Regions from separate parts of the Homo sapiens genome. Here all the other regions are linked to region 1. Evidence: chromatin loops called from intact Hi-C (ENCODE). Cell type or tissue: ascending aorta. All regions are shown on one strand. Links, peaks and the distances in the headings refer to the core of each region. The heading gives the core; the rest is flanking DNA. Region 1 holds the start of LOC107984011 (a long non-coding RNA gene). Region 2 overlaps MAMDC2 (MAM domain containing 2). Region 3 overlaps KLF9-DT (KLF9 divergent transcript).

Region 1 (10,731 bases), core at 1,925-9,924:
AAGTGTGGTCTTGAGAAAAGATAGGATATTATCGAAATGTAAATATTAGATGTTTTCAGTGAGGTAAAAATTCAAATTTATCAATGTTAGGAAAAGAGAAAAATTCTCTCCCCCCAAAAATAACTGAGGCATGCAAAAATCGTTTCTATTCATATATTTTATACAGCTCTATATTATTTTTAACCTTGCAGAAAACAGCTTAGTGGTGACAAGCATGGACTTTGGAATCAGACAGCCTGGGTGGGAATCCCATCTGCACCTCTTACCATGTGCCCTCAAACAACTTAATTTCCCCTTCTGTCCACAGTTTTCTTAAGATGCCAATAATAGTAGTTCCGATTTTATAGGATTTAATCAAGATTAAATGTGTTAAAACATGTAAAGCACTTAGAACAGTTCCTTGACATATAAGTACAATGTAACTGTGACTATTGTTTCTTCTAGGCTATTCACGTTGCCCAGCAATAGATAATCAGTGTTGTGTTCATACATCCACTCAACAAAAATAATATCTTTCTTTTATTGAGCACCTACTAAGTTTGAGGCAATGTTCTAGGTACTATTATTTAAGTACTCTTTGTAATCCTAACAACTATTTTATCAAGATAATATTTATTTATTTAGGAGACAAACTCTTACTCTGTCACCTAGGCTGGAGTGCAGTGGTACAATCTTGGCTCACTGCAACCTCCATCTCCTGGATTCAAGTGAGTCTCATGTCTCAGCCTCCCGAGTAGCTGGGATTACAGGTGTTCACCACCACACCTGGCTAATTAATTTTTGTATTTTTAGTAGAGATGGGGTTTTGCCACGTTGGCCAGGCTGGTCTTGAACTGCTGGCCTCAAGCTATGGGCCTGCCTCAGCCTACCAAAGTGCTGGGATTACAGGCAATAACCACTGCGCCCAGCCCGAGATAATATTTTTGCAGCTATTTCACACCCAGGTCTGTCCTTCCTTTTATATTATGATTCCCCAACTGTTAGCTTAGAACAGGGCTTGGCAAACTACAGCTTTTGAGCCAAATTCAACCCATGGCCTGTGATTGTGGCCTGCGAACTGAGAATGGTTTTTACATTTTTAATAAAATTTGAAAAGGAATACTTGAAACACATATTCAAATTTTAGTGTCCATAAATAATTGGAACACAGGCAGACTCTTGATTTCTGTTAAAAGAAAAACTTGAGCCGAATAAATTTAAAGGAGTTTAATTGAGCAAATGAACGATTCGTGAATTGGGCAGTCTTCCAAGCCAGAGTAGGCTCAGAGACTCTGGCAGGGCCACGTGGTGGAAGATTTATGGACAGAAAAAGGGAAGTGGCATACAGAAAACGGAAGTGAGGTACAGAAACAGCTGGATTGGTTACAGCTCAGCGTTTGCCTTATTTGAACACAGTTTGAGCAGTTGGCTACATTTGATTGACCGAAACTCGGTGATTGGTCTTGTTACACCTTCATTTGTTATAGTTCACAATGTACAGAGAAAACTTCAGGCCGAACTTAAGGAGGCAGCTTTAGGCTAAATCTCATTTACCATTAGCAATAGGCTGACTGACTGCTTTTGTGCTACCACATCAAGTTGATGAGTAGTGAGAGACAGAGAGAGACTATCGGTTCTACAAAGCCTTAAAAGTTAACCAGTTGGCCATTTGCAGAAAAAGTTTACAGACTCCCGAGAGCAGAAATCAGTAGAAATAATAGTATCAATATCTCTAAAACGTCCATGATGACAAGGGAGTTTTGTTAGAAATGCAAATTTCTAGCCCCATCATAGACCCATGGAATCCAGTCTTCAGGAAGGAGCCTAAGAGGCTGTGTTAGTTTAACCAGCTTCCCAGGCGAATCTTATGATTGGAGACACTTGAGACACGCTGCTTTGCTTATGTCATTGGCAGCTTGTTGGGAGGCTGCCTCTTTGGCGGGGGGTGGTGGGGCCTGTGTGTCCAGCACACTTCTGCGTGGCTGACTGGATTGGCCTCAGCAAACCCATCAGACTGGATCCCCCAGATCTGTTCAATTGTGTTTACATGATTCTCCAAAATTCATCTTCACATATTGACAAAGCCCAGGCCTCGAGGAAGTGACTGGAAATAAGGTATGCCAGTCTTTTGAATCACCAGACATGCTTAACAGTACAATTCAATTTCAGATTGAAGGTCCCATGTGCTTTGGGCTGTGTTTTTCTCTGTAAGAGTATTTCTCACCAGATTTTCAAAAATGGTCTCTCCTACTCTCCCAAGTTTCTGAAAGGTAGGACACACTTCATTTCCATATAACCTCACTTCTGCATCGTAGCAAGTTTCTCTAGGAGCAGATTGGGTCCTCTTCTGGTCCAAGAAGAAAGGAGGCAGGGGTCCAACTGGCTCCTAGACCCTGCTTGTTTTGAGAGCCTATTTCAGGTATCCATCTGGAGAGGATTCAAATTCAAGGTGTGAAGTGGCTGCAGGTCAGAGGACACAGTGTGTGCTCTGAGTTTCTCTAGTAGTGACCAACTCTATCCTCTACAAGACCATGTGCCCCTCTGCTCTCCAGAGGTAGTAGAAAAAGGCCCAGGAAGAAGTGAGGAAGAGCAAAGCCCCACCAGGGATCCATAGCAAACTGTGTCAGGCTTTAGTGCTTGTGTTTGATAGTTAGTTTAAGAAGCATGAATCTTAGTTAATGGAAAATGCATAGAAAGAATATATGTTAATAAAATACAAATTCTTAGAGTTCTCCTACTGACTTACTTAAATAAGACTCACAGGTTCAAAAGCTTGGAAATTCTACATACAGGTTGCTAAACCTTACAGAGTATACATATATATATATATATACACACACACACACACACACACAATTAAAGCATGTCATGTCAAGATAATCTACAGCAAGGCTGCATGAATGTTGGTGAGTTCTATGATAGGCTGCTTCCAGGACAGCAGCCAGTCCTCTGTTATGCCATCTAAACATAAGACCCTATTTTCAGAAGTCTGTATTTTGAGAGTTGTCCCAAAATATTATATTATAGCTTGACTATGGGAAAAGTTCATTATAGAATAACTGTGATGTAAAAAACAGGCAGGGGCTAAAAATGATGAAAGTGGAGGAAACATAACCAATAATGAGGGCAATTTAAAAAAAAAGAAGAGAGGTGTGAACAGTTAATTGGGGATCAAAGGGAAGTAAGGACTAAGGGAAGAGGAGACAAAAAGAATAACAGAATAATATCAGCCAGCATTTATTGGGCCTCTACAGTGTGTTGGGAGATACAGACAGACAGATAGATAGATATATAGATCCCCAGTCATTATAAAGGCCCTATAAGGAAAGTGGAAGTGATCCCATGTTACAGAATGGAGGCCCAGGCAGGTTAACATTACAAAAGGTGATACAGCTAGGAAGTATGTGAGCTGAGATTTAAATCCAAGCTTCACTGATATCTATGCCTACCTTCCTTCCACTGAACACATTAGACTTGTATTCAGAGGACAGATGTAGGTTCAAGGAGTTACTTAAGCATTAAAATAGGTTTAAGGAGTTACTTAAGTATTAAAATGCAGAGGTTCTGGAAGAATGTGCATGTCACTAGGCCTACATATGACAAGAGAAGATAATGCTTTGGAATGTTTTGCAATCATTTGGGCAAAATGATAAAACCAGGGCAGTTAACAATATTCATTTCACCTACAAGTGATGGAATTTGACCCAACTAAGAGAAGGAAGCAACAAGGAGAGGGAAAGAGTTCAAGTCAGAAGGAGGCTGAGAGTATATTTTAGAGTTTTAACCACTAAAGTCCTTTTTTTGTTTTTTGCAGTCTGTACTCACAGGACTACAGAATTAATGCCAGTGTATAATAATGGTAAACGGAAACCATATGAACCAAGTTCCATTTTGAACTGATTTTTAAACAGCGTCCTACACAATTTTAAGTAAACTCCTTCATGAGAAGTTTTCATGATTTGCCAATGCTCCTGAAGATGGGGAGGGGTAGGAACTTAGGCATAGGTTGAAATGATAGGCCCCTGGGGGTGGGGGTGGGGGTGTGCCAGCACAAACCATGCATGTAGAGAGTGAGCCCAGATATCCAGCTCTCATAAGTGATCTTATTTAACTCCGACATACTTCACCCTTTAAGAGATGAGGGACTTTTGTGCAACAGTTGTGTCTGCAAATGTGTCAGTGTGATGGGGTCTCAGAGATACCTTGGAGTCATATTAAGACTCTATTTAGGCGAGGCGCAGTGGCTCACACCTGTAATCCCAGCACTTTAGGAGGCCGAGGCGGGCAGATCACTTGAGGTCAGGAATTCAAGACCAGCCTGGCCAACATGATGAAACCTCAGTCTCTACTAAAAATACAAAAATTAGCCAGACGTGGTAATGGGTGCCTGTAATCCCAGCTACTCCGGAGGCTGAGGCACGAGAATCGCTTGAACCCAGGAAGAGGTTTGCAGAAAGCCGAGATCGCACCACTGCACTCCAGCCTGGGCAATAGAGTGAGACTCAGTCTCCAAAAAAAAAGAAGAATCCATTCAGCTGAGCATGGTGGCTCATGCCTATAATCCCAGCATTTTGGGAGGCCAAGATAGATAGGAGGATCTCTTGAGCCCAGGAGTTTGAGATCAGCCTGGCCAACAAAGTGAGATGCTGTCTCCACTAAAAATACAAAAACTTAGCTGGGTGTGGTGGCACGTGCCTGTTATCCCAGCTACCCAGGAGGCTGAAGTAGGAGAATTACCTGAGCCCAGGAAGTCAATGCTACAATGAGCCGAGATCACAATGCCACTGCACTCCAGCCTGGGTGACGAGAGTGAGACCCTGTCCCAAAACATAAGAGAATTAGTAGAGAAAGCAGCATATCCCCCAGCAAGGCTGCAGCTTCCTCCACCTTCTAAGCTGCCTTCCCAGCTACAAAGTCATGCAGTACCTCCAGACCCCTCAAGGCCTCAATCCTTTCACCCACACTGTGTCTATTCTTTGCTACACCACTCTGAAGAGTGCAGCAGATTTTAGTTAATAAACTCCCTCTTGGTTCCTGCTCACAGCCCCTGAGGCCCCTAAGGCCAGTGAGTACCTCACTTGACTTGAGGCATTGTGTAAGGAAGGCCCAGCTAGTCTGCCATTTCCCTTAAGGTGAGTGAGTCTTCTCTCAAGGCTCCTCAGCCCCTTATGCAAGAGCCACCAGTTTCCCTGCACTTCACTCACCTTGACACAACTGAATCTTCCAGGAGCAGTCACCAAACCCTAGGGAGTTCTTCCCAGACATCCAGCAATTCAGCCAGTCACATCAGGATTCAACCCCACGAGCCAGAGCCTCTTGGGGATTAAACCCCACACCCGTCCACAAAAGGCCACACGGACCCTTTCCTTTCTGTAAACTGTGTTGTCTTTTCTTGTGTTGTTTCAATGAAGCAGACACCAGGAAGGAATATCTTATCTTAACTTGATTAGGACAGGAAAGTGGTGAAATGAAAACAGGTAAGACCCTCCCAGGGCACTGACAAGCGAAGCACTTTAAGCCTGGGCTATTTTTATGTTGGTTTGACCAATTTACAGGTGTTACATGTGTCTTCCTCTTCCTTTGCTTCTCACAGACACTTATTCTGCCTGGCATTCGTGAGGCAAAAATCCACTGTGCTGCCCTAGTTTAAGAACCTAAGGTCCACGCCTGAGCAAGAGCCGCCACTGACAGCCAAGGCTCCCTTTTTAGCCAAGAAAACACACAAAAATGGGTAACTGCAAGGCGAAATGATGCATCATGACACATAGATTTAAACGAAGCACCAGAGCCCCAGAGATACATGTACAGGTCAAAAGGAAGATTGCATATTATAATCCTTCAAGTATTACTGTCTTTTCTAATTCTTTTGTTAGTTTAGCACCTTCAAGTTCCTTTTGTCATAAAGTCTGTGTCCTGCTTGCTGACCCTGCTCTGTGCTGCTGTGCAGTGGCCTTGGCTGATGCTGGGGCTCCTGGGCCTGAACAGCCAGAGCACTGTATTGTGTCTCCTTACAGCTGGCGTATATCGGATACCTGATGCTCTTCAACTATATCGTGTTAGTGAAGATGGAACGCTGGCCGTCCACCCAGGAATGGATCGTAATCTCCTATATTTTCACCCTGGGAATAGAAAAGATGAGAGAGGTAACGGCTTTTATAAAAGAAAACGTAAGAGAAAGACAGTGGTTAAGTTCTATCTGTGGATGGAGGGGACAGGAAGATGCCTGGGATGCAAATTAAGCCGGAAACTGTTTTCTCTAACTCTACCACAGCTGCTTCTTTGCTCCTCTGACAAACCTGGGGAGGCTTCACAGTGTGGTGCTTATAGGGGTGTAACTCCCTGAGTGCTTAGGATTTGGTCTATTCTCTGCTAACGTAGCCTTTGTCCCAAGAAGGCCTCTAGTTGTTTTTGATGCCTCATCCCTATAAACATGACTTTCTAGATTTTGCCACTTTTAACTCCCATTTCTCCCCCTTATTCTGGGTGTCTTCGGACACAGTCTGCCAATACCTGTGACTCTCTGGATGTATTTCGGCTGCTTTAGGAGGAACTCTGCTTTCACTCACTGATTGGATTTATTCTCTGGTTTATTTCTTAACATTCTGCTCGTACCTGCTGGGCACCAACCACTCTGCCAGCAGGAGGGACCACCAAGGTGAACTGAACACAGATCCTTCAGGTTGTGAGTGCAGGGTCCCTCTTTTCTCCCCCCACTTCTATGGCCTAAAAGGAGCCTTCAAAATGCCACCCCTAAATGGTTTATTTGAAATCAGAGCTAACCTCAGGGGCCCATCAGATTCAGAGCTGCTAAAAAGAATGTGATTAAGCGAAAATCCACAAGAGGGCTCTGCAGCCCCACTCAATGTTCACCACAAGCTCCTATTTCATCAGGGAAAGCCATTAGGAAGGCAGGCTTAGGAGGTAGTGCTGATTTCTCTGCATTTTTCCTGAAATGACAGTAAGCAGGACAGGCCCTTTCTGGAAGAAATGCTCCCGTTCAAGTCCACTGGGTCTTTAAGAGCTCAAGAACAACCCTAATTGCTGTACTGCAGTGGGTGGGAAAACATACTGGGCACCATAGGAAAAAAGGACTCCTACAAATCCACAACTTCATTCTTGCCTTCATTACAAAGACAGGTTAAAAGGCAAGGGTTTCAGCTCTATAATGTTCTCTTCCAGAGAAAAGATGCAGTATCTGTTAGATGCAGTTGTATTGGGATCATAAAAAATGTCTTATCTCTTAAGCCCTTCTCTTGAGTTTTTAAACTATTTGGGTGATATTTTAACTCTGACTACCATCTCCCCATCCTGAGAACTTGGGAATGGCTCTGCTAGTCTCATTTTACAAGAGCCTGGATTTAAAAAAAAAAAAAAAAAAGGAATGCCTTGCCTTGTTCCAGCTGGTTGTCTGCACTTCGGTCTTCCCATTCATGGTGCCTTTTCTTCTTGACCAATGTTGTGGATTTCCCATTTGTAAACTGAAAAACAGTAATAAATTTGCTTTGGTCTTTGTGCAGCTCTCTGAGAACTGAGGCCCGCTCCTGCTGGGGCCCTGTGGCTGTGCTGTGCCAGCTGGCACTCGAGCGATTTAACGCCTAGACGCATATTCCTTCCCCATGATAAGCAGAAAAGGGAAGGACTCGAGCAGGGAGATTGGAGTCTCTCCAGGGACCAGACTGGGAGAAGACAGGGAGCAGTCTGTACTCCACGGACTGTTCTGGCAGAGGCTGCCAAACGGGCAGGCTGCCAGGAGCCTCGAGGCCTGGATATCCATTTCTCCTGAAGAGGCATAGAATAGCAGGGAGGGCAGGGCTTTGGAGGCTGGAGTCAGGAAGGGGTCAACTGAAGATTCCCGCTTCCCGTGGGGAGTGAGGCGGTGACCACCTCCGAGTCTGACCTTTTCCTCTGCGGCTCAGTGAGGCGGCGCCCCAACCCCTGTGTCCTGCCCTGAACTCACTGAAGAGTTGCTTGACGACCAAAGGGTGAGGACCCCACAGGCCATGCCCTTCCTGCCTCTTCACAGTCAGCACGCAGGACCTCCAGGGCTCAGACGCAAGATCCTGGAAATGTGGAAAAGTTTGCATGCTTTGGTGCCTTCCCAGGGATACACAAAAGGAAGGCTTTGTGGTTTCCCATGATACCCCCATTCCCAGCCCCACATACTTCTGCCCGGAGTCACCAAAGCAAGCCCCGGTAATCCCTTAATAGCATGGCACTGTTTACAGCATGCGTGGGTAGACGTTATCTCATCTGGATCCTACCCCCGCCGACAACTCTGTGAGGTCGATGGCGTGACTATGATGACGTCCCACTGCACAGGTCTGGGAACTGAGACTCAGGGTTTTAGCAATTTCCCCGTATCCCACAGCTAGAAAGGACAACTGAGTATGCAACCTGACAGATCCGTCCCTAGACTCACTGCTCTTTCTACTCCCCCACGATGCTCCTCAGGCTCCCAGGGTTCTAAGACAGGTGCCTGAGGGCTGGTTCGAGAGGTGGAGGAGGCAGGGGGGATTCTTGACTTTCCACTTCTGCCTCACCCCGGACTGTTCTGCTCTCATCTCTTTTTTAATGTTGGGACTTTACCAAAAAATGCTTCACTATTTAAAAATGATACTACAAACCTCTGTGTTTAGCAGTTTTAGGAAAGTGTGAGCAAAGGGTTGGAAAAGCTCAAGGCATTGCCCATCAACCCCCTCTCCCAGCTACATACACGGATTTTTGCTCTGTTAAGATGCAGCCAGGGAGTGAGAAGCCATCAGGACAACACCAGCTGCAGAGATTGCTGATGACTAGGGCAGTGGTTCTCAAACTGTGGCCACCAGCAGGAGCTGGGAACTTGTTACACATGTAAATCCTCCACCCCACCCCCAGCCTCCTGAAGCAGAAACTCCAGACTGAGGGCCCAGCATCTATATTTTACCCAGCCTTCCAGCTGATTCTGATGTGCACTGAAGTTTAGAAACCCTGGGCTAGGGCTTAGGGCAGGACACTGCCTGTGAAAAATAGGGCTCTTGGGTAGCTCCTGGTACCCTGCTCAGCTTCCAAGTCCCAGCCCTGACTTACGAAAACCTGTCTTCCTTAGTATTTCAGAATTAGGTAAATCATTATAGTGGACATGAGGATTCACACAAATAGCTGGATATAGACCTGCCTCCAGTCTTTTCTCTCCTCTCCTTTGAGAGGTTCTGAGGTGGGGAAAGGGGTTGGTCATGGTTTGAAGAGATGGAATCCTCAGAGGTAAACACCAGCAATTGAGGAAGGTGGCCCTGGTGCACAGCTTCACTAAGTGGCATTCCCTGGCTTCTCACATCCTGGGGTGGTCTGTGATGCAGGATGGGTGCAACTTCTGCTGTCCAGCTGTGCATTTCATAGACCCATGTGTGGTAGCCCCTCTAAGTTTAAGGTAAGGCAAGAGTCCCACAAAGGAGTTAGGATATGCAAGGAACTGGAAAATTGCTGTTAGTGCCTACACAACAGTCAGTCTGTTGACAAATATGTATTGAGTTTCTATTATGTAACAGGCCTGGGGTACAAAGGGTCTGCCCTCAGAGTTTCAGTCTAGGAAAGAGAGAAGAATGGATGGACAGATGAATAAATAGATGATTGATCAATTGATTGATAGGCAGACACACATACTCATACACACATACATATAAAAGCTACAGTAGATAACTTCATATAGTGATAAAAACTTCAAAAAAATAAATAGGGTAATGTATTGGAGAGTGACTTGGGGACATGAAGTCAGCTGCAGCTAAAGTAATCAAAAAAGGCCTTCCTAAAAAGGGGACATTTGATCAGAGACCTTGAAGATGAAGAGGAGCCAAATACAGATCTGGGAGAAGAAAGTGCTGAACAGAAGGAATAAGTACAAGCATCCTGAATATCGAATAAACTTGTTATGCTTAAGAGATGACCAGTATGGCTGCAGGGTAGAGAATAAAGGAGAATATGATGGGACGTGAAATGAGGCGACCATAAGGAGTTTGGATTTTTCACTATTTGTAATGGAAGTCATCAGAAAGCTTAAGCATACAATTATGATCATTTGCTTTAGTTTCTGTTGTTGTTGTTGTTCATTTGTCTCCTAAGTCTTTTTTTTAATTGAGGTATAATTTATCTATAATTGAACAACTCCTAAGGGTGCAGCTTGAAGAGTTTTTACCTATGCATATAACCTGGTAATTGCCAGCCAGATCTTTAAAGATCCAGGCTTTTAAAGATCATTATTTGTGCTGCTCAGAGAATGGGTTGAGGGTAAGTGGGCAATGACGATGATGGGGATACCAGTTAGAAGGCTGCTGCAATCTGTAAGATGTGATGGAGCTTAGAATAGGGAGGCAGCAGTGGAGGTGGTGAGAAGTAGTTGGCTAGGTTGCATTTAGAAATAGAGGTGATAGGACTTGGTGCAGAGGATGTGGGATGTGAAAGAGAAAAATGGAGGAGTCTTCCCAAGTGAACAGCCTGAGGAACTCAATATGGTGGCACTGTTTACTGAGATGAAGGAAGACTTCAGAGATTTGCAGCATACTAGGATTGAATCATTTTATAGCAAAACTCTTATGTGTGTCTTAGAATTTTACCACCACCCAAAGAATCAAAATTATTGCTTATATGTGCCTTTGGAATATTGCAGCTGAATAATCACCTAAGCTTAGCTCAGTCGGACTTTTACAGCATGCAAGTATTTAAGTAGATATAGGTAGACAAAGCAAGCTACTAACATCAGCCAACAGACCAAGCACTTCC
Region 2 (10,731 bases), core at 1,790-9,789, 550 kb after region 1:
GGCCTTGTTTTTGTTTTTCAATGAGTAAGTTCCAGGGCACATCATAATTACCACAGATTCAGCCCAAGCTCCCACCTCCCCTGTATTTACAGTAGAAATAAAATTTCACACATTTGAAGTCGACACTCCAGTGCCCACAAGCCACTCAGTGGAGGGTACTTGGAATTATACGGGTACAAAGGAATTCCCAGGCTCTTAGGGTTTCTGAATCATCAAAGTGGAACTTGGATCTAATCCAGAGCTAGCAAGGAAGCCCCCCTCTTTTCAATCTTCTTTCTTTGCTGGTCCCTTCCCCTTACTATAGAAACAAGCTCAAGTCCCCCCTTCCTAAAACAAAACAAAACGAAAAAAAAAATAAAACTTTCATCTCAAAGTTTCTTTGTAGGTATGGTTGAACCCCTTTCTTCTCACATCTAAACTTTTTTTGCTGAGAAGTCTTTACCAACTATTGACATTTCCCATTTGTTCCACCCTACTGCATGGGGCCCCACTGATCACGTCCTCCTTTTGAAAATCCTAACTCCTTTGCTTCTACAATCTTCCACTTTCCTAATTCTTCTCATACATGCCCGGTTCTTCCTGTTTCTTTCATGTCCCCATCTCCTTCCTATACCTAATCCTTAAATGTGAGCTCAAGGCATCTTTTCTTAGCCTCCTGCTGTTATTACTTTATCCATTCTCCTTGGGTGATATCATCTCTGCTCGTAATTTTAACTACTACCTTTCTGCTAAAGGTTCCCATACTCCTGCCCAGACTATACCTGATCTTTAGATTCTTACATCAATGCCCTGCTCGAAGTCTCCACTTGGATGTGTCCCAGGCAGCTCAGAACTGATCATATCTTTTTCTACCCTAAGCATGAAGTTCCTCTTGGAACTCTCCCAACTGTTGGCACCATCAACCAAACAGCTGCCCAAACTAGAAATTTCAGAGTCACTCTTCCTCTGACTCATTACTCCTATCAATCAGTACTCAAGCCCTACCAACTTAATCCCCTTTAAGTTGCTTTATTTACTGCTTGCCTTTCACACCTAACACCCCTGCCCTAATTCAGGCCCTCATAATCTCTTCCTTAGATACATGGGTAGCCTCCTAATTAGCCTCCCCATTGGCAATTCTATCTCCCTCAAATTGAGCCTCCTCACAGCTCCTGAATGAACAGGCAGGTCCAGCAGTGAAGTAACAAATGTCCAGTGATAAAGTCACACAAATGCCTCTTCCAGAAGTATCTTGCCTACACCTTGCATCTCTGTATTACTCTTGCCCAAATATTGCTCTCTATACTTCCTGTTGATTCTGAGAGCTAACTGACAACCTTCCAATACCTCCTTCACTGCTTGATCAAATGAAAAGCCTTGACTAGCACACAATTCCTTTTACCTTCTACCACAATTGTGGGTTTTTGTGTCCTCTATTGGCCTAGGGCCGCCACCAAGGGCAGGGACCATGACTGTGAACCCTATGGAGTGTGTACTCATGTACTATGTCCTCCAACTACTAACATAGAACATGATGGATAGTAGACACTTAGATGCTTGTTCACAGTATGAATAGTCTGCAGTAGGGTTTTCTGTAAAACATATTATTTATTCATGATGCAATGAAATTATGGTAATGATACCACTTGTTTTATTATCTTATTCTTAGCCTCAGAATCCCATAAAACACATGCAAATTTCTCACAAAGTAGAGAAAGCAAATATCCTGGAAGATCTGACTTGCAAACCTGATCCTCTGCTTTCTCCATTTGTCATAACCATATATAAGAACTTCTTCCCAGAGCAGACAAATATCCTTATGTGCTTTTAACCATCAAGGTGGGTGCTATGGACATCTCACACCTGAGTACCTCAGAAACACCCGCTCTCCATAGCTAGTTCAAAGTCTGGTCATCCCTTGCCAAAAAATACTTTCCAGCCCCAGCAGTGCCACTCTCAAGGTTGCATTGTGGTTGTTTGTGATGGCAGAGAGTCAAGGGACTTAGGCATCCCTGATGGGTAAATAATCCAAGAGCTTTTTGTCCATTGGCAAATTAGGGATGAAACAGGCCATGTACTGGTGAGACAAGCTGTAATACTGCTTTGCTGTTATATTTGGAAATTACAGCATAAGCCTTCAAACTCTTTGAAGTCCCATGGTAGGAAGGATTACTAAACACAACCTCTTTTACTACAGGAAAAAAATGTTAAGGATTTTTTATTTTTTTTCCATCAATCTCAACAATGGCTTTACAGATTGGTTAAATTCAAAGTGTTTGTTGATGCCACATATTATCAGGCATTGTAAGGAGGATGTGATTCCTGTTCTCAGAGACATAACAGTCTGATGAGGTGACAGGGTGGGGACTCTTATCAGGAGATGCCAATAAGAAGACTTACACAGTGGAAAGTGCAGAGAGCCATGGGAAGGGAGGGTTTTCATCTGGAAAAGTTATGGAATGTTTTAAGAAAAAGCTGGACCTTAAAGCATAGGTGGAACCTAAATAGATGAGCATGGGACAGGAGAATAGAAAAGCAGCATTATACAGGTAAAGAGAACTTTGCAAATAAAACAAGAAGCAAGTAAGTAAAGGGCATGTTGAATGAACAGCACATTAGAGATTAATGGGAAGGAAGAGGAGAAATGTAATTTGGAGCAAACTGTGAAGGGCCTTGAATGCCAAACAAGGCATTTTGCACATTAGCCTGTGGGTAATTGCTAATCATCAAAAGATACTTAAGACGAGGGCATTTCTTCTTTCTTACATCTGGAGAAGCTGGGGAGTTGAAAGCCATTCCAATACACATTCCTCAACCATGGACACATATCACAATCACCTAGGGAGTCTGTTAGTGTGTGTTGTTTTTTAATGATGCCAAGTCTGGTCCCATTTCTGGACAAATAAATCAGAACCTCTTGGAGTAAGACCTGGATATAGCTTTAAAAAAATTTTTTTTTACCTGTTTTAATTTCCAGCCAGGGCTGAGAACCATTCTGTAGGTGAAACTATATCTATCTATCTGTCTGTCTATCTATCTATCTATCTATCTATCTATCTATCTATCTCTATCTATCTAGATAGGTAAATAGATATAAATAGATGGATATGTAATCAAACACTCCAAGAACCTAGACCTGAATGCATAACTACATTTATATGATTTAGTTGGTTAAGAAAAGCATAAGAAAAATTGAAGGAGAGTGCTGGGATAGTTGTTAGACACAAAAATCAGGGTTGACCAACAAGGATACCCAAGACAAGTTTAACTACCTGCTAGCTCTACTTATTGGGATACCCATCACCTCTACTAACATAAATGGATTTCACTCAACTTCTTCAAAACCTAATAGTTTGAAAAGATATAGAAGTAAGACTGATGCTGGGGTGATCTACCAAAGAGGTTCTGTTATTTTAAGAACCAAAATATTTAAATGAATATTACACCCCAAGATACAAGTTACCAAAACATGGTAACTATAGGCTAAAAGATTTGAAGATGGCAACAAAAGCATAAAGTCCTCTGACAAAAATTATTTTTTTCCTCCCCACATATTAGCTGACTTCTGCAATTATGGTATGGGAAACATCCTAAAAATCCCTAGGTGTCTTATTAGGGATCAGGCCAGGATTTGGGTAGCCACTTCCCATTCAGCAACTCTAATTTGAGTAGGGAGGAAACCAGATGGGGTGTTGGCCTTCATAAGGAGGAGGCTGCCCAGACACAGCTTACATCCACAGAAGCCAGTAGAGGCTTAGCAGGCAGATATTACCACCCCAGTTGGGTTAAATCTCAAGTGGAGGGGTCAGGCAAGAGAACTCAAGCACCCAGACTGATTGACAGGAAGGCCAAGGGTTAGGATCTTGTCCAAGAACTTAGGAGATGAGAGATCATAGAAGGCACCAGCACCATCACTAATGGAGCCAATTGATGCTGAGGCACTAGCAGGCTGGGGTGGGAGAATAATGAAGCAGAAAGCAAAGCATTCTTGACAACAACCAATAATTTATAGAGAAAAATGTATCATCTGCTGGGATAGACTACACACTAAGTATGAAACTCAGTGTTATTACTTTATATCCACACCTTGTTCAGCCACACAAAAGTGAGATAAGGCTTACCAGTGCTTAAACTAGAGCCAAATAAGAAAAGTAAGGTTCTTTCTCTGGTTGGAATGAAGAGTAGATGGCATAACTATAAGCAAAAGAAAACCACACTCTCCTTAGGTCCCCAAAAGCTGTTTTGGAAAGCTGTCTGAGTTAGAAAAACTAATGTTTATTTATAAAGTTTATGATGTTGATAAAAGACACATCAAGTAATAGTAAGAATAACATCAGGTTACATGTATAAAGTGCTCACTCTGTGTTAAACGTATTAATGTATATAGTCTTCACAACAATCTCATGTGATAGGTACTTTTACTATCTCAATTTTATAGCCAAGGAAACTGAGACATAGAGAGGATAAATGACTTTCCCAAGCCCACACAGCTTGAAAGAGCAGAGCCTGGATTCTAATCCAAGTCACCCAGCTCCAGAGCTTATACTAACCACGAGGCTTAAGCCGTTCTTCATGATAAGGAACTACCTTTGAAGGGGCAGAATGAACCAGGAGCACGTAGGAAAACACTTAAGGATATGTTTGTGATCTAATACAGTCATTCAACAGGTTCTTTCATTCAACAAATATATATCGAGCACCTGCTATGTGCCAGGCTCTTTTCTACACGCTGAAGATCACAGACGGGTGGGATCCCTATACATCTGAAAGAGTGAATACATGTTACATGGTATGGCATAAAATGTAGTGTTTTGTGGCTTTGTTTGGCCCCAAACACTGCATCTTTGGAATCTGAGTTCTTCCACATGTCTGAAATATAATTAGCTCTCTGATGAAGAGTTTCCAACACAACAAAGTTTCAGAGTTTAGAACCCAGAGTGGAGACAGGGATGTTTCCTCCAATGCTGGAGGAAAAAGAACTGGTGGAGAGCCAAGGAGCTGAGGCAATGTCCAAGGGCTGCCTGACTTGGTCTGTGTAGGAGGAGGCAGCACTGGATGACCTCCAAGGCCCAGCTCTAGGATCTGGGTTCCCAGGAAGCAAGGCAGAAGCAAGGCTGCCCTCAGGCACAGCACAGCACAGCCATGCTCAACCTGAGAGCAGTCACAGCCAGGGCAGCAGCGGGAAATGGCATGTGATACTGCAAGTGTAACTAGGTCACATTTCTGGGGTCGACCATCTCTCCCAGAGGGTGTCAAGGAACATCCCTGACTTGTGCCGATTTCCAGCCCCCATACAATGTGGGGATTGTACTTCTGCTTAGAGAGCTCTAAGAACAACCTGCAGACATAATGCAGGACCAAGTAGCCCCATGCAGATGAGCATAACTCGTCCCTGGCCTTATGAACTTTGTGATGCCAGGGTGGGATGCTGAATCAGCCCTCCAAAATCAGGAAAGGAGCTGTAGTCTGCAGGAAGAAGACTGGTTCTCCTCTCCCAGGAACCTGGGATCCTTGCCAGATTTGTGGCTCTAGCTGAGCCTCAAGAAATAGCAGGCAGGATTCATCACTGTTAATAATAACTGGCACATGACTGAGTGCAGAACTGAAACGCAGATGGCCAAGGAGCTGAGAGTGTCCTTAAAAGAGAAGGGACAAGTTTGGGTGAAGGAAAGGGTATCAGAGAGACAAACACACATGTATTTACACGTGATTTCGGGACATTCTACCATGCCCCCACCCCACCCCTTCATGATGCCCAACCCTGTAGCCCACCTGCCTGCCTCAGATGCTATCACTCACTCCTGGGTACAAAAGCCATCCAACCTTTTTCTGTATTAGGCGATTTCTCAAACCCTGACTCCTACCATGGAAAAACAATGTAGGTCTTCTCTGCAACAAGTGCTTTCAATTTCTCTTTTTACTTCCTGTTCACCTGAGACATTTCTGCAGCTGCCTTCCTCTTCCAGGTAGCTGAGTGTTCCAAACTCCTAATTAAGGGGCAACACCTAGACTTGGCTTTACCCTGCCTCAGCTCCTCAAGTGGCTTCCTCACAGAGTTCAGTTAAAGGTGCTAAGCCACAATGTCCAAAAATGAGAATGAAGCCAATATCCACTCAATGATTCTTTTGAATTGTGCCTGTTTGGATGCAAGGCCAACCGCATGGTCTCCAAGAATCCTCAGGGCAAAGGACCTCTGCCCCCACAGCTGGCATCAGGAAAATGGAATAAGCAGCCCCGATTTCAGCTGAGGACTGCTGCTCAAAGGGGTTTCCAGATCCTCTGAGCTGTGAATAAAGATGATTTTTTTTATAGGATAAATGAATGGAGAAAGATTTTCACAGGATAAAACAGAACCCTGGCTGGGCGCGGTGGCTCATGCCTGTAATCCCAGTACTTTGGGAGGTCGAAGCGGGTGGATCACTCAAGGTCAGGAGTTCAAGACCAGCCTGGCCAACATGGTGAAATCCCATCTCTACTAAAAATACAAAAATTAGCCTGGGGTGGTAGCACATGCCTCCTGAGTAGATGGTACTACAGGTGCATGCCCCAGTTACTCCAGAGGCTGAGGCAGGAGAATCACTTGAACCCGAGAGGCGAAGTTTGCAGTGACCCGAGGTCACGCCATTGGACTCCAGCCTGGGCAACAGAGTGAGACTCCTTCTGAAAGAGACAAAACAAAAAACAAAAACAGATCCCTTCTTTGCCGGATTCAATTCAAACTTAAGATTTAGAAGTGAGTTCAAATTTGAGTCTGACATAGTATCACTTCCCTTGACAAGTTAGGGAAAATTAAAATATTCTACAAAAAGAATAGAGGGAGATCAAGAAAGCAGGACAACCATGGGCAAAATGAGAAAGTAGACAAAACTGGGTTTCAGTGCCCGATGCCCTGTATGGTGCACCTGGCATTCCCTGGGGGAAACTGCCATTGGGATAAATAACCCAAGCCAACACAATGCCTGGTCAAAACTTACCTATTCTGTGTCCAGTGGAGATAAAGCATATTTTAAAGTGGCCATGAAATAGAGACACTCGAACTGTAATCAGGGACATCTAGGGACTTAATACTGTAAATCAAAGGCATGAACCTCAGAAACTATTTCAGGCAGCAAAGGGGATATTTAGAGACAAGGAGACTTTTCCAACTACCTCCAGATTTGATTCTCCTGTGATGAAACCCCAGTTCGCAGATTTGTGTCCCAACTTACCTTCCTTCTCTGGCCTTTTGCATTGTTCTCTCCACAATAAATTAACCTACGGACCATGGACATATAAGAAGTGCATCTGGCACATATGTTTATTGCAGCACTATTTACAATAGCAAAGACATGGAACCAACCCAAATGCCCATCAGTGATAGACTGGATAAAGAAAATGTAGCACATATACAGCATGGAATACTATGCAGCAATACCAAAGAGTGAGTTTATGTCCTTTGCAGGGACATGGATGAAGCTGGAAGCCATCATTCTCAGCAAACTAACACAGGAACAGAAAACCAAACACCTCATGTTCTCACTCATAAGTGGGAGTTGAACAATGAGAACACACGGACACAAGGAGGGGAACTTCACACACCGGGGCCTGTTGGGGGTGGGGCGCAAGGGGAGGGAGAGTATTAGGACAAATACCTAAAGCATGCGGGGCTTAAAACCTAGATGACGGGATGATAGGTGCAGCAAACCACCATTCACATTTATACCTGTGTAACAAACCTGCACATTCTGCACATGTATCCCAGAACTTAAAGAAAAAAAAAAAAAGAAGTGCATGTGGGCAAAAGTCTCTGAAACCCACTACTTTCCATGGTGGATCCAGTACATGAAGGTGAATGGAACCATGGAACCAGTTTCAAAGGGTTTCTGCAGGAAGAAGTGCATTTGCAGAGAAGCTTGTGAACAGCTTGCCAAATTTCAGCCTGGAAGAATTTTATTATCTTTAATTTACCAACCTAGAAATGGGCTTATAAGGGAAATTCTTAGCGATGTCTTCTTAGGCAACCACAGCAACTGCCACACACCTACCTCACTGCCCTGGAGCCTGCAGTACACTGTTACGTCCAAGTTCTGGCCTTTGACAAACTGAAGCTGGAACAACTGGAGCCTAACCTGCCTGCTCCACCCTGGAGTGCTCAGAGGAGAATGAATTAACTTCCGCCAGCCAACCCAGTAGTCCCAGTCCTGAGCCAGAAAGCAGTGGTTGTTAGAAAGAATGCAGAAAGCAAAGCCACAGTGCCTTCGTTATACTATTAAACTGTAATCACCTTTTTCTATAAGCATCTTCCTGTTTTCCCTGAAGGGGGATGGTTTAACTGCTGTCCTGGGGCAGAGGTGCCAACTCAGCAGAGAGACTTCCTGTGGGTCTGGGAGGCAGTTGTGTTCAGCAGGCTGTGGCATGCCCACTGACCAGAGGCAGGCTGTGAGGGGGCCCCCATCCTGACAGAGGGCCGGAGGCAGGAACTCAGAGACTAACTAAGGCTCCTGGCTTAAGGAATGATGTTGATTTCCTTTTCTCAGGGCCAGCACTAGGATGAGGCAAGCCAAGTGCTTAGGGAACAAGACTTAAGTAGCTGTTCACTCTCGGGTCCTGCAAGTAGCTCCTTCACCCTAGTGCCAGACCTACTCAGAGCCAACAACAGCACAGGTTGTGTGTGTGTGTACACAGACTGTGGAAGTCGGCAGTTCTCAAAGTGTAGTCCCGAGACCAGCATCATCAGCATCACCTGGGAACTTGTTAGAAATTCTCAGGCCCCCTGAATCAGACACTCAGGAAGTGGGGCCCAGCAATCTGTGTCTTACAAGCCCACCAGGTGATTCTGATGCAGCTGAGGTTTGAGAAGCCCCGTGCTGGAGGAGTGTGCTCTCCAAAGCCAGTCTCGTGGCATTTCTAAGGCCATCTCCCGCAATGCTTCCATACAGCCAGTATAGGGAAAGGGTGAGTGGCAAGATTACAGAGACTTTCCTAAAGCCATCAGCAAGATAGGAATCCCTCGAATAATAAATCAAGAATTGCTTTTTCCCAGCCACCCCTAAGTAGACTGTAGTAGTCAAGACTTGGCAATTGTTGGATAAAGATGGAGATTACTACTGAACCAGTTCCTTCCTGTTTCTTCCTAACTAGACACTCAGAGTTAGCCACTCAGTGACACTGTGATATGGACTAGCCATTTGAATATTCTATGGCTGAGATTCCTTCCTCTGTAAAACGGGTCCAACATCACCTACCTGTGAGGGTCAGAGAAGCTAATGTATGCAGAACCCTGAGTAGAAGCCTGGGGCAGAGTGAGCTGTGGTGACAGTTCATACATCTAACCAGGGGTTCCGGGCTCCATCCTCCCCCAGGGAGCGAGGTGGGAGGATCTGCGGCCTGAGGACAATTGAGTGGGGAAGGAGGTGAGCTGGTTTCATCTAGGGTACCATGTTTTTTAAAGAAGGCTATTTTCCAATCCAAATAGTCTGTGGGCATCAGGCTTCACTGGTGGTGACAAAAGAGAGAGAAAGGAAAGAAGGGACACCCAGTGCCGCCTGCCATTGGGTACTGAGAACCACACTTTAAAACAAAAAACAAAAAAAACTATATAAAGGCAAGATGACACTTCAGAAGACCCCACATTTAAACTTTGTCCTTGGGACCCAAACAGTATAGAGTAGTAAGACAATGACCACCAGTGAGACAGGGACCCCAGGCATTTGGCAGTGTACATGGTTTCTTTTGTCCAGGGCAGGATTACAAACAGGAGTGTGAGGATGAAATCATGCAGCAAAAAACACTGTCAGGGTCAAGGCAGACGTGATGTCTTAGCACTGACGTCCCATCACAGAATTGTGGAACCATTTCTGCAAAGCTGAAGGAGAACTAGTCCCATGCAACTTTTCCCAACTCACAGACATGTCTCCTGAGGACCAGAAAGGTTGCTGGCCTGCAGAGGCACACAGCTGGTGTGCCTGCAGAGGCCCACAGCGGAGAACAATCATTAGCTGTGCTCCGTTTCTCCCTTCCATTAAGGAGTGCTGGGGTGAGACGCAAATTTTAAGCTTCTACCCATAGGCCAGGTAAACAAAGGGCGGCCTCCCGCCCGCCCCGTTCCTGCCTCGGCCATCCCTTGCAGCACAGCTGAGGGCTTGAAGGAGGATCCATGACTCACACTTTTCTTGCCGCGGAGAATTAACTCCAAGATAACATTACCCATGTGGGAAAAAAAAGCAAGCCATCAAGGAAGAAAGTTCACTTCGCGCCCCTCTCCACCGAGCCTCCTTACCTTCCTCATTTAAAATCCACGGCAGAGAGGCCAACACGGAGTCAAAGCCGCAAGTGCTCTCTTCAAAGGCACAGGACCCAGCGGGCAGGTCGAGGGCACCGGCGAGCTGCAGGGCTGCGGGCACAAAGCGAGTTTCAGTTCGAGCTCCACCCAGGAGCCTTTGCACCAACTCGGGGAGCCCCAGGGGGACTACCTGGTGAAAGTGGGGGAAAGACGAGCGGGAGGGGGCGGGAGAGGGATGCAGTACCTGTCCCCCAGCATCCCCGGGCGCCTCCACTGAGCGACCCCACGCCCACCCCCACCCCCACCCCAGGCTTGGCCAGGGGAGGGAGTTAGCGGCTGCGGAGGATCAGGAGGCGCCCTCGGATGGCCCAGCCCAGCACGGTGAGCCGGACCCCCGGGGGCAGCAGGAGCGGGGGCGAGTCGTCAGAGCGCCCCCGGGGTTGTCCCGGGGTCCAGGCCTTACCTTGCAACGCCAGGAGGACGCCCCTTAA
Region 3 (10,731 bases), core at 1,909-9,908, 100 kb after region 1:
TACTTTGGAGAATTTGTTTTTAAAAACCCTAATAATGCAATTAATAAGCATTTTCTATTAAATATATATATGGGTATATATATTTCTTTGTTTGTTTGTTTTGAGACAGAGTCTTACCCTGTTGCCCAGGCTGGAGTGTAGTGGAATAATCATGGCTCACTGCAACCTCAACCTCTCAGACTCAAGCGATCCTCCCACCTCAGCCTCCTGAATAGCTGGTATCACAGGTGCATGCCCTCACACCTGGCCTTCTATTAAATATTTAATATATTCAAGACTATATGTGCAATAAGCACAGAGTACATATTATTGAGCAATCAAGATCTGTTATAAAAATACGTCTTGTGTTAGGCCATAAAGCAAGTTTCAATAAATCTTAAATGAATAATAGCAGAGCAGCTATGTTCTTTAACCTCAATGCAATAAAATCAAAAGTCATTAACAAAAAAAAAATATAGCTCAAAAAGACAAAAAACAAAAACAAAAAAATCCCCCCAGGGCCAGGCACAGTGGCTCACACCTGTAATCCCAACACATTGGGAGGCTGAAGTGGGTGGATCACTTGAGGCCAGGAGTTCAAGACAAGCCTGGCCAAGATGCCAAAACTCTGTCTCTACTAAAAATACAAAAATTAGCCAGGTGTAGTGGCGCACACCTGTAGTCTCAGCTACTCAGGACGCTGAAGCATGAGACTCGCTTGAACCTGGAGGCAGAGGTTGCAGTGAGCCAAGATCACAACACTGCACTCCAGCCTGGGCGACAGAGTGAGACTCTGTCCAGAAAAAAAAAAAAAAAAAAATTCCCCCAAACCCACCATATGTTAGGGAAGCTACATAATATATTACAAAATAACTCTTGGATCAAAAAGGAAAACAGAGAAAGTTAAATTCTTAGGACTAAATGATAATGAAAAAAACTACACATTAAGATGTATGGAGCACAGCTGAATAAGTACTAACTTTGAGGGAAATTTATAGTTTTAAATTGGGCCAGTAGGTGATAAGAAAAAACAAGATTGGCATTTAATTCAAGAAACTGGAAAAAGAGCACAGAGCAAATCGTCGCCCCATAAAATAAATTTTACTTCAATGCCTTTTTTCTTTTTTCTTTTTTCTTTTTTCTTTTTTTTTTTGAGACAGAGTCTCACTCTGTCGCCCAGGCTGGAGTGCAGTGGCGCAATCTCAGCTCACTGCAACCTCTGCCTCCCAGGTTCGAGCAATTCTCATGCCTCAGCCTCCCGAGTAGCTGGGATTACAGACATGTGCCACCACACCCGGCTCATTTTGTGTATTTTTAGTAGAGATGGCGTTTCACTATGTTGGCCAGGCTGGTCTCGAACTCCTGACCTCAGGTGATCCGCCCACCTCAGCCTCCCAAAGTGCTGGGCTTATAGGCATGAGTCACTGTGCCCGGCACCACCCTTTTTTTTTTTTTTTTAATAGGGTTGCTCTTTCACCCAGGCTGGGGTATACTAGCGGGGTTTCGCCATGTTGCCCAGGCTGGTCTCAAACTCCTGGGCTCGAGGGATCCACCTGCCTTGGCCTCCCAAAGTACTGGGATTACAGGCATGAGCCACTGTGCCTGGCCAAGAAATTTTACTTTGAATGCATGATGTATTTTATCTTTAAAATGTAAATGAAAATTTCCTGGCTTTATCACCTAAAAAACTTAACACACAACAACCAACCCAGTGTATGAGTTCCTCTGGCACCCTAATTGTGCTTTCTAAATATCATTTTCCACTATTAAGAAAAAAAATCTACTTAAAGAGATGATTGCTTCCAGGTCTAAAAACCAAAAATGTACAAAATGAACCTAGAACATCTTGTCATACCTGAAAGCAAGGAAGCTATCAGAATCCTAGGATCATACCAAAGGACTTGGGAACCAACATATTGGTCTAAGATGGGCAAATGTGGCCATCAATTAAAGATAAAAACTTCAGTACATTAAAAACACAGGTATGTTTCTATCAATACGTTCATAGTGATTTTTTAAAAAGCACCGTCATTGGTTACTTTTGGAAATTCCTAAGGATCCAACTCATTATCTTGAAAGTAATAAACAGAAGAGAATCAAGCACTTATTTTGACTTTCCAAAGGGACTCTATGTCAAGGCAACCAAATAGTTTACATGGGAAAGTTTCTCTTTACAGATGTGTTCCAGCAAATAAAGCATGACAAAATTAGAATGCTATCATTTTGCAACCCTACTGAGTCAATGTCTCTAGGCAATAAATTTCAATGGCTGCTCACAACCCTAAGGGAAGAGACCTGGACAGACAACAAACAGCAACTCTGAAGTCTTGGGTCGGGGGTGGGGAACTCTAGGTAACAATTTGCACAAATTTGAATGTACCACAAGGGATAGAGAATAGAGAACACATTAAATGGTACCAGGGTGAAATGTGGAACAGTCAGGAGTATCACAGGTAACCAAGTTGCTCTTGGATCGATGCAACTGCCGTCAAATAACTAAAATCTTTAATGAGTCCTAACCACCATTGAAGAATGCACTCATTTTCAGTGAAGCTGAGGCATCTAACTGCTCAGATCGTTCCACCTTCTCTTGCCTTCTACAATCATATCCCTAAAATAAACCCCATTAACCGAAGTTCCTGATCATATCTATTTCTTCATTAAAAGTGTCCTACACATTAATAAGAAAGTACATACGTCGTGAGGCCGAGGCGGGCAGATGGCTTGAGCTCGGGAATGTGAGACTAGCCTGGGCAACATCGTGAGACCTCATCTCTACAAAAAAATAATAACAAAAAAGTAGCCAGGTGCAGTCACACATTCCTGTAGCCCCAGCTACTTGGGAGGCTAAGATGGGAGGATTGCTTCAGCCCAGGGGGGTCGAGATTGCAGTGAGCCAAGATCACACCACTGCACTCCAGCATGGGCGACAGAGTGACACCCTGTCTCAAAAAAAAAAAAAAGAAAAGAAAAAGGAAAGAAAAGAAAAGAAAAAGAAAAAGAAAGCACAAAATTTCCTCCCCAGCCTTTGTACACAAGCACTTTCCACCAGAGTTCCATTGACATGCCACTGAATTTGGATAATCATGTGAACCTGGATTTGATAGGAAACAAATGAGAAAATTAAGTCTAAAGGAGTTTTGACTGCTTGAAGAAGAAAAATGCTGTGAAATGTCTATTTCTATCATTTCCATATGTTGGACAACATTTAGACCACTCAAAAATATAAATTATAACTCACAGAGCTTTATTATTTATATTAAAATGGAAGCTTAGAGAACATCTCCAGAAACTGTTACCATTCAGAGGGCTGTGACTTTTCAGCAGGGAGATTTCCAATGTATTGTTAACATAGCATTAAAGGTATGAAACAATTTCTTAAAGGTCTAAAAATGGCAGAACAGCTCCCCTGTTTCTCATAGTGTCTCAATCTTTTCCATATTTAGTGAGCAAGAGTCAAAAATATCAAAACTCCTGGGAAATTCTCAGTAAAAGAATGTATTTTTGCTCAGCATAATTTAGTTCCGTTTGTGGTTTTATCGTGCAAGACTCAGGATCTCTTATACTTGAAAGAGGGAGAAAGAGGAAACATGTCTGTCAGCCAATGGTCCAAATATTCCTTTATCATTTGGCCATTTTCTTGCACATTCATACGAAATCAAAAAACGGGATGAAAAAGAATGGGAGCATGGCCTAAAATAACAAACAATCCTTAGTTAAAAAATGCTAAGCTATGATTTGATCATCTTATACATCAATGGTGACAGAGGAAAATCTTGTATTTTCTATGGCAAGACATCAAAGGAAGCAAATTTATGATAAATAATACCATGCAAAAAGCAGGGCATTGATTTTAATTGCTCTTAATGTATACTGCAAGCCAGAGAAAAGGCAAGACTTTGGAGAAAGTAATGATTTAAAAATAAAAAACAAAAAACGTAAAACCCTGAGATCATAGTGTCTGTGAGGATAGAGAGCTGGGTTCTGCTTAAGCCATTCTCTAAAGCTAAAAGGAGACATTTTTCCCTTTTCCGAAAGAGCTATCTATATCTACTACCCTGTAATCTTGACCCATGTTAAAATCTTGGACCTCTAGCTAGATTTGCCATTACTATGATTGCAGAACTCAAAATATCAGCTAAGAAATTAATTTAGTGCTGGATAACTGAAGTAACTAGAAGATTTTTTTTTTTTTTGAGATGGAGTCTCATTATGTTGCCCAGGCTGGAGTCCAGTGGCGCCATCTGGGCTCAATGCAACCTCTGCCTCCCGGGTTCAAGCGAGTCTCCTGCCTCAGCCTCCTGAGTAACTGGGACAACAGGTATGCACCACCACGCCCTGCTAACTTTTTGTATTTTTAGTAGAGACGGGGTTTCACCATGTTGGACAGGATGGTCTCGATCTCTTGACTTCGTGATCCACCCACCTTGGCCTCCCAAAGTGCTGGGATTACAGGCGTGAGCCACCGCACCTGGCAGGAGAATTTTTAAAGGTATAATATTTGCTGTAAATGTTTTGCGAATTCTGTTTTTAGTATCTATTAGTAATGACTCGTTTAAGATAGTGTCATCCAAACTGGAATGAATTTTTCTCTTTTTTAGAGATGGGTTCTCGTTATGTTGCCCATGCTGGAGTGCAGTGACTATTTACAGGTACAGTGATAGCACACTACAACCTTGAACTCCTGGGCTCAGGTGATCCTACTTCAGCCTCCTGAGGAGCTGGGACTACAGGTGTGCACTACCACACCCGGCTGGAATGAACAAATGAGAACAATGAAGATTATCCCCAAATGACCTATCCACTACTTTTTAAATTGCCACACAGATGCTACAGACAAGATTCATTGTGTTCAATGATCTCAGGTTTCTACTAGTATACAGTCATATAATTTGAGAATTGTTGAGTTTAATGGAATCCTTTTAAAAAATCTAGTTCTAGTATGGGTTTTGTTATGTAATTGAGGATGTATGTCTGGAGCACTGTGTTTTGGACTCTGGCTACGGTTGGGCTCAATGGGAAAAGATAATGTAGATCAATTAGAGATGCTACTGGCACTTCTTGGACCCGGGAGTTGGGGGGGACAGGACGCTTCAGTACATGTACCACAGATTTACCACCCCACTCAGGTCCAACATCCCATCTGGAAGTGAAAGATTCAGATCTATTTCTAAACTCTTCCACTAGCTAGTCTGGGCCAATAACATTAGAAAGCAAAAATAAGTCACCCAAAATATTTGAGCCTGCATTTACTTACCAGCAGTCAAATGAAAACAGTAATCAGTAATACCTGCTCCAGCACTCAGACAGGGCAGTTGACAAGAACAAATAAAACAATGTTTAGGTGAGGGCTTTGAAAACCCAGAACACTCCTTGAATATCAGTTTAATTAATTTTTTAAAATAATAAATTATCCTCTATAGATGTCTATTTATCATTCACCTAGCTTCAGCTTATACATATGTGAATGTTCCAGTATCATTAGGAAATAAAACCAGATAGAACCATTTTTAAGCACTGTGCCAGTGGTGTTTTGTTTCTAAGGGGTGAATATTTTGGAAAGTTTTCATTTATCAGTTATAGGTATTTATACATCCCTTTTATCTGCCAAGAGTTTGAGACAACATACAAATCCTGTAAAAGTACATACAATAAACAACAAAACCAAGGGAAAGGGCCACAAAACTGTCAGACAAGATGAAAAATTTAGATCTGAGCTTCCTGGCAACCAAGGAAAAATATTAAGCAACACAGTTACATAATTCTCATTTTTAGAAAAGACAAAAAAAGATTTAGTTAAAAAATTAGAATTATGGCCAGGCGTGGTAGCTCACACCTATAATCCTAGCACTTTGGGAGGCTGAGGCAGGCAGATTGCCTTAGCTCAGGAGTTCAAGACCAGTCTCGGCAACATGGCAAAACCCCATCTCTATTAAAAATACAAAAAATTAGCCCAACATGGTGGCACATGCTGGTAATCTCAGCTACTCAGGAGGCTGAGGCATAAGAATCGCTTGAACCCAGGAGGGGGAGGTTGCAGTGAGCCAAGATCGCACCTCTACACTCCAGCCTGGGCAACAGAGTGAAACTCTGTTTAAAAAAAAAAAAAAAAATTAGAATTAATTTTATCTTCCACCATGCTGAAGATAGTCTATATTTTTTCATCAAGCCTTCTATTAGCCCATGTAATACAGACCCAGCTAACAATGTCTCTCCAGAGACCTTTAAATATAAAAGAGTCCGTGTCACCAAGAAAGAGGATATACTTTGATTCTGGCCCAGCATCAATTTCAAATTCTGAGAGCACACCCAAGGGGCAGCACAGAACCCTATGAAGAACATAGAACTGAGAATCTAAAACCAGTTCATGTCCCAGTCTCCCCATCTGTTGGCTGCGTTGCCATGGGCAAATATTTTAATTCTCTGAGTCCCAGTTTTCTCATCTATAAGAAGAAATAATTATATCTACCTTGGAGGATTGTAATAAGGAAAAAACAAGTCTATTTGGCAGACACTTCATCTGTAAAGCACTAATGACATTTTCATTACTATTAACTCTAATGTTTTATAGTCCATGAATGTATCTAATGTAGCAATGCCCAGAGCATATTCAATGCATGCTAATCCCATATGTTCCCTCTCAGAGATTTAAAGTGTACACTGGCTGTTTTACTTCATCCAGGCTAATATAACAAAATACCACAGACTACCGGGCTTCTAAACAACAGAAATTATTTCTCACAGTTCTGGAGAATGGGAAGTCCGAGATCAAGTTACCAGCAGATTAGGTGTCTGGTGAGGGCCAGCTTTCTGGTTCATAAACCGCTGTCTTTTGGCTGTGCCCCCACATGGTAAAAGGAGCAAATGAGCTCTCTGGGGCCTCTATGATAAGAGCACTAATCCCAATTCTGAGGGTTATGCCCCCATGACCTAATCACCTATGAAAGCCCCATCTTTTAATACCATGACCTTGGGGGTTAGGACTTCAACATAGGAATTTGGAGAAGACACATTCAGTCCATGGCATTTGGCATGTTGCAGACCTGAGCGGTCCTAAAAATAAAATGCTCTGTTTAGCTTGTTTTAACGCAGTATTTCCAGAGTACAGGCCCCACTTTCTATTTGCATGATTCTATTGTGTAATCCATCCTTTGGGAACATTATATTAACACAAGGGCTCTCAATTAGGGGTGATTTTGCCCCCCAGGAGACACATGGCAGTATCTGAATATATATTCAGTTATCACAGCTGTGGTCAGGGCAGGGGCTGAGATGCTACCATAATCTAATGTGTAGAAGCCAGGAATGTTGCTAAACATCTTACAATGCACAGGACAGCCTTCCACAATAAAGAAGTATCGATCCCATACAGCCAATAATCTCAAGCTCAGGAAGCCCCAATCTAATCCATTTTTAAAAAATATTTATATTTCTAACCTGTATACTGCTAAAGGGTTAACAGTCCTAGAGGTATATTATCTTCTGTGAACTGGAATATCTTTTCTTCCCTCCAACCTCATTTGCAGTAGGCCTAGTTTATGTATTTATAGTGCTCCAGGGCTTCAAGAGCAATCCATGGGGCCCAGCCCTCACCCTTGACAACTCTGATTAAATCCCTTACAGCTTTGTTCATTCTCAGCCACGGTCATAATCTCACAGCTGTGCTGTGTATCAGCACTGCCCCCCAATTTTCCTGCTTCTCTCAGTTCTAGCCATCTTTGAACCTTCTCCAGAGACAGCAGGTCCTTCTTGAAGGGCAGTGACCAGATCTACACCCAGAATTCCAGATACAGGGGACCCTTGCAGTGAGCTGGATGCTTCCTAAGAAAAGGTGTATACCAACAATATACTTGCCAGGCCACGACAAAGACCTAGAAAGTGTCACTTCAGGCCAGGTGCAGTGGCTCACACCTGTAATCCCAGAACTTTAGGAGGCCGAGGTATGTGAATTGCTTGAGCCCAGGAGTTTGAGACCAGCCTTGGCAACATGGCAAAACCTTGTCTTTACAAAATCAAACATTAGCTGGGCATGGTGGCATGGCTGAGGTGGGAGGATAGCTTGAGTCCAGGAGTTCGAGGCTATAGTGAGCTGTGATCATACCACCGCACTGCAGCCTGAGAGACAAAGTGAGACCCTGTCTCAAGAGAACAAAAGTGTCACCTCATAATCATAGTTTGCATGATGTCTTTCTATGTGTCATGTGTACAAATATCAGCTGAAGTGTGCCCTTTTCAGCTCCCATTCTGCTCAATGGAAGAAATTTAATCTCAGTAAATTCAGGATGCCTGTAGATTTCCATTTCCTCAGGGCTCCCAAGATGTCAGGGGCAGGGTCTACCAGGTCCTTCATGTCACCTCCATACTGGTCCTCTGCTATGTTATTCCAGTTCCTCTTCATGGCCACAGTCTCCTGTGTCCCATCCACGCCACTATCATGTCCCTTGTGCCTCAGTTTCCCCAGCCTACCTGGGGCTCCATTGTTCCTCACGCAGACTTGGCCCAGGGACGTTCAGGGCACAGGAACCAATATTTTTTCTCCCCCTCCAACTCCACTCTAGGGTACTTTTCAGTGTTTGCCTGTTTTTGTTCTTCATTCTACTCATCACATATTCTCTATGCCCTGAATCCCCTTAGGAGGCATGCTTTTGAAACTCCAAAACTTAAGCTTTTGAACCTCAAAAGCTTTTCTTTTTTTTCTCAAATTCCCATCTCCACCAGCAGTTTCAAAGTCTGTTTAGACTCTTAGCTTTCTCTCTGCATTTTTGCTAAGTCATTCATTCATCTAGAGAATAAAAGCAGAATGTCTTTAGTCTGGATTCAGGGACAGGTTAGGGGCAGAAGCAGAGAAACTTTGGTTAAATCTCAAAATATGATTATCTCAAAATTTGTGAGCTCTCCTGCCACTTCTGGGTCGACTTCAAGGGTCTGTCCATGTCTTCTTATATCCAATCTTAAATCCATCAAACAACAAGGTCTGATGCTTCACACCCTGAAAGAGTAGAGTACAGGGATAACAAATAGATTTTATCTCACTGGACAAATTCGATTGATTGGAATGACTGCCTGGAGTAGTGTTGAAAAGGCTGAGGCCTCAGCTGGGCTCAGTGGGCAAAAACGGATTCAGCACATCTGCCATGGATATGGGAGGAGGGATGTGATAGCATGCAGGCCAAGAATCACTGGTTTACTGTTATTTGCAAACTTACTGTTATCATCTAGAGCCTCCCTTTACCACAACATATAAGTAAACATTGTTAAAAGGCTTGATGGAAAGCCTGCAAAAAGAGGGAACCCCGAGTATAAAGGATGCCAAAAAAACAGGATTGTCTCAGCACCAGCAACCCAAGTGGTACCCTCTGGAACTGGGAATGGGATATGCGTAGATTCTCAGGGCCCCAGCATGTGGTCCTTCACTTCTCCCCAGCTCCCCAGCCTGCCCTCAGGGAAGAATGGAAGAGTATATGGGGTTTGTACCTTCTGGAGTAAGCAGAGAAACTTGATTGCACAAACTAGTTATTTCATGAGCAATGGGAGCCAGTGATGATTTTTAAGTGAAGGAACAAGATAAGAGGGGATCTTTAACAGAACTAACCCAGCAGCTGCACATAGAATGAAGTAGACGGGAGAGTATAAAGGCAAGAACACTTCTTGGAAATTTGCTACAGTAGGCCAGGTGAGGAGTGCTCATGAATGGGAATGAGTGCAGAGACGGGGCCAGCAGGCCACCCTCACCTTAATGCAAGTCAAACCACAGGCCTTAGAGAAGCCCAAGGGTCAGGACTTTCTGCAGCATCTGCCTTTGCTTTTAAGGGAGCTACAGATTTGTAAAAGTCAAAATGCCTCAAAACAGAATGCTGCTAGCCTGGCCTGATTTAGAGAGGCCTAGTTGGGGACCCTAAAAGGAGACATGCCCACTTCCAGGTGGCTGCATGCCCAAAGGGAACTTCTGCTACAAAATGTGACTCTAGGCCACCCTGACAAAGGTCAGGCACTTGGGATGTGGCAGCCGCTCTTTAGCTCTTTCCTTTTGGTTATTTCTCTAAGACTCAGAATAATTCCTTCAAGGTGTAAATCAGCCCTTCCCACTGAAACAAACTAAATCAAAAACACAGAAAGAAAAGCATGCACAGCACAGAGATGAGATTACCAAGGAAGATCACCTCGGCCTAGAGCTGCTTTTTGATCAATCAACGCAGGCAACTTGGGGCATTGGGCAGCATGGGGGCTGTATATCCTGCCTGGAGTAGAAAGCAAGCATAGAAATAGTAGAAGCCACTCTACAGGGTTTTCTCCTTTGAGAAAAGCGAGATTTAGGATCCCCAAATCCATCCCCCTCCAGTTTCCTCCTCCCCACATTGACCTGCCTTTTTCTCTTTATTTCTGTCTCATCTTCCCTCCCCAGTTTGCCTTTCTTGCTCCCTCTCTGCTCTGCCTTTTTCTTACCCCTCCATCCAAACTTGGCAATAACAGAATGTACCTCTGGGTCAACCTCAAAGAACCTCTAGCAGACAATTTATGATCATCTCTTCCCAATCCCCATCCTAGTATGAGCTGGGCAGCTGTCCCTGGAAGATGGCTGAGTTATCCACAGTCACTTCTTCACATATTCCTAATACCTCATCACCAATCAGGAAAATATTTGGATTCTGTATGCCAAGCCTGCTTCTGCCTGGCTCTGCTAGCTTCCGTTACTGATGACACATGGGGTGAGGGGTGGGCCGGTGAACCTTCATGCTGGCTGCAATCAGTGGG

Evidence for each region. Peaks named below come from ENCODE experiments on the same cell type or tissue, not always from the same donor. Only the 100,000 strongest peaks of a DNase experiment are listed, where the experiment ranks them.
Region 2: it touches region 1 in a loop (3-fold over the local background); 3 of 110 quality-filtered maps call a loop at or near these places.
Region 3: a loop joins it to region 1, with 2.8 times the contacts of the local background. A loop is called at or near these places in 16 of 110 quality-filtered maps.

Annotation. Positions count from the first base shown.
Region 1 is chr9:70,598,733-70,609,463 of GRCh38, reverse strand. It overlaps TRPM3 (transient receptor potential cation channel subfamily M member 3), which reads left to right. Exons shown (of 26, transcript NM_001366145.2): 20 at 5,994-6,122. It overlaps LOC107984011 (a long non-coding RNA gene), which reads right to left and starts at 7,509. Exons shown (of 3, transcript XR_007061572.1): 1 at 5,184-7,509; 2 at 4,717-4,796; 3 at 1,192-2,406. RefSeq lists enhancers at 7,307-7,807, 7,497-8,696. In ascending aorta, for the core only: a CTCF peak has its summit at 6,820 (motif pointing right); DNase peaks (open chromatin) are centred at 6,823, 7,713, 8,113 and 8,833; H3K4me3 peaks cover 1,818 bases; H3K27ac peaks cover 3,808 bases.
Region 2 is chr9:70,044,204-70,054,934 of GRCh38, reverse strand. MAMDC2 (MAM domain containing 2) reads right to left here. Exons shown (of 14, transcript NM_153267.5): 1 at 10,704-10,731; 2 at 10,238-10,351. Among named protein-coding and RNA genes, the nearest start is that of MAMDC2, 5.7 kb to the right of the region's middle. In ascending aorta, for the core only: no CTCF peak of the experiment used is centred there; DNase peaks (open chromatin) are centred at 5,014, 5,494, 8,394 and 8,717; H3K4me3 peaks cover 46 bases; H3K27ac peaks cover 5,199 bases.
Region 3 is chr9:70,497,830-70,508,560 of GRCh38, reverse strand. The region is part of intron 3 of KLF9-DT (KLF9 divergent transcript); the gene reads right to left. Among named protein-coding and RNA genes, the nearest start is that of KLF9, 89 kb to the right of the region's middle. In ascending aorta, for the core only: no CTCF peak of the experiment used is centred there; no DNase peak of the experiment used is centred there; H3K27ac peaks cover 4,753 bases.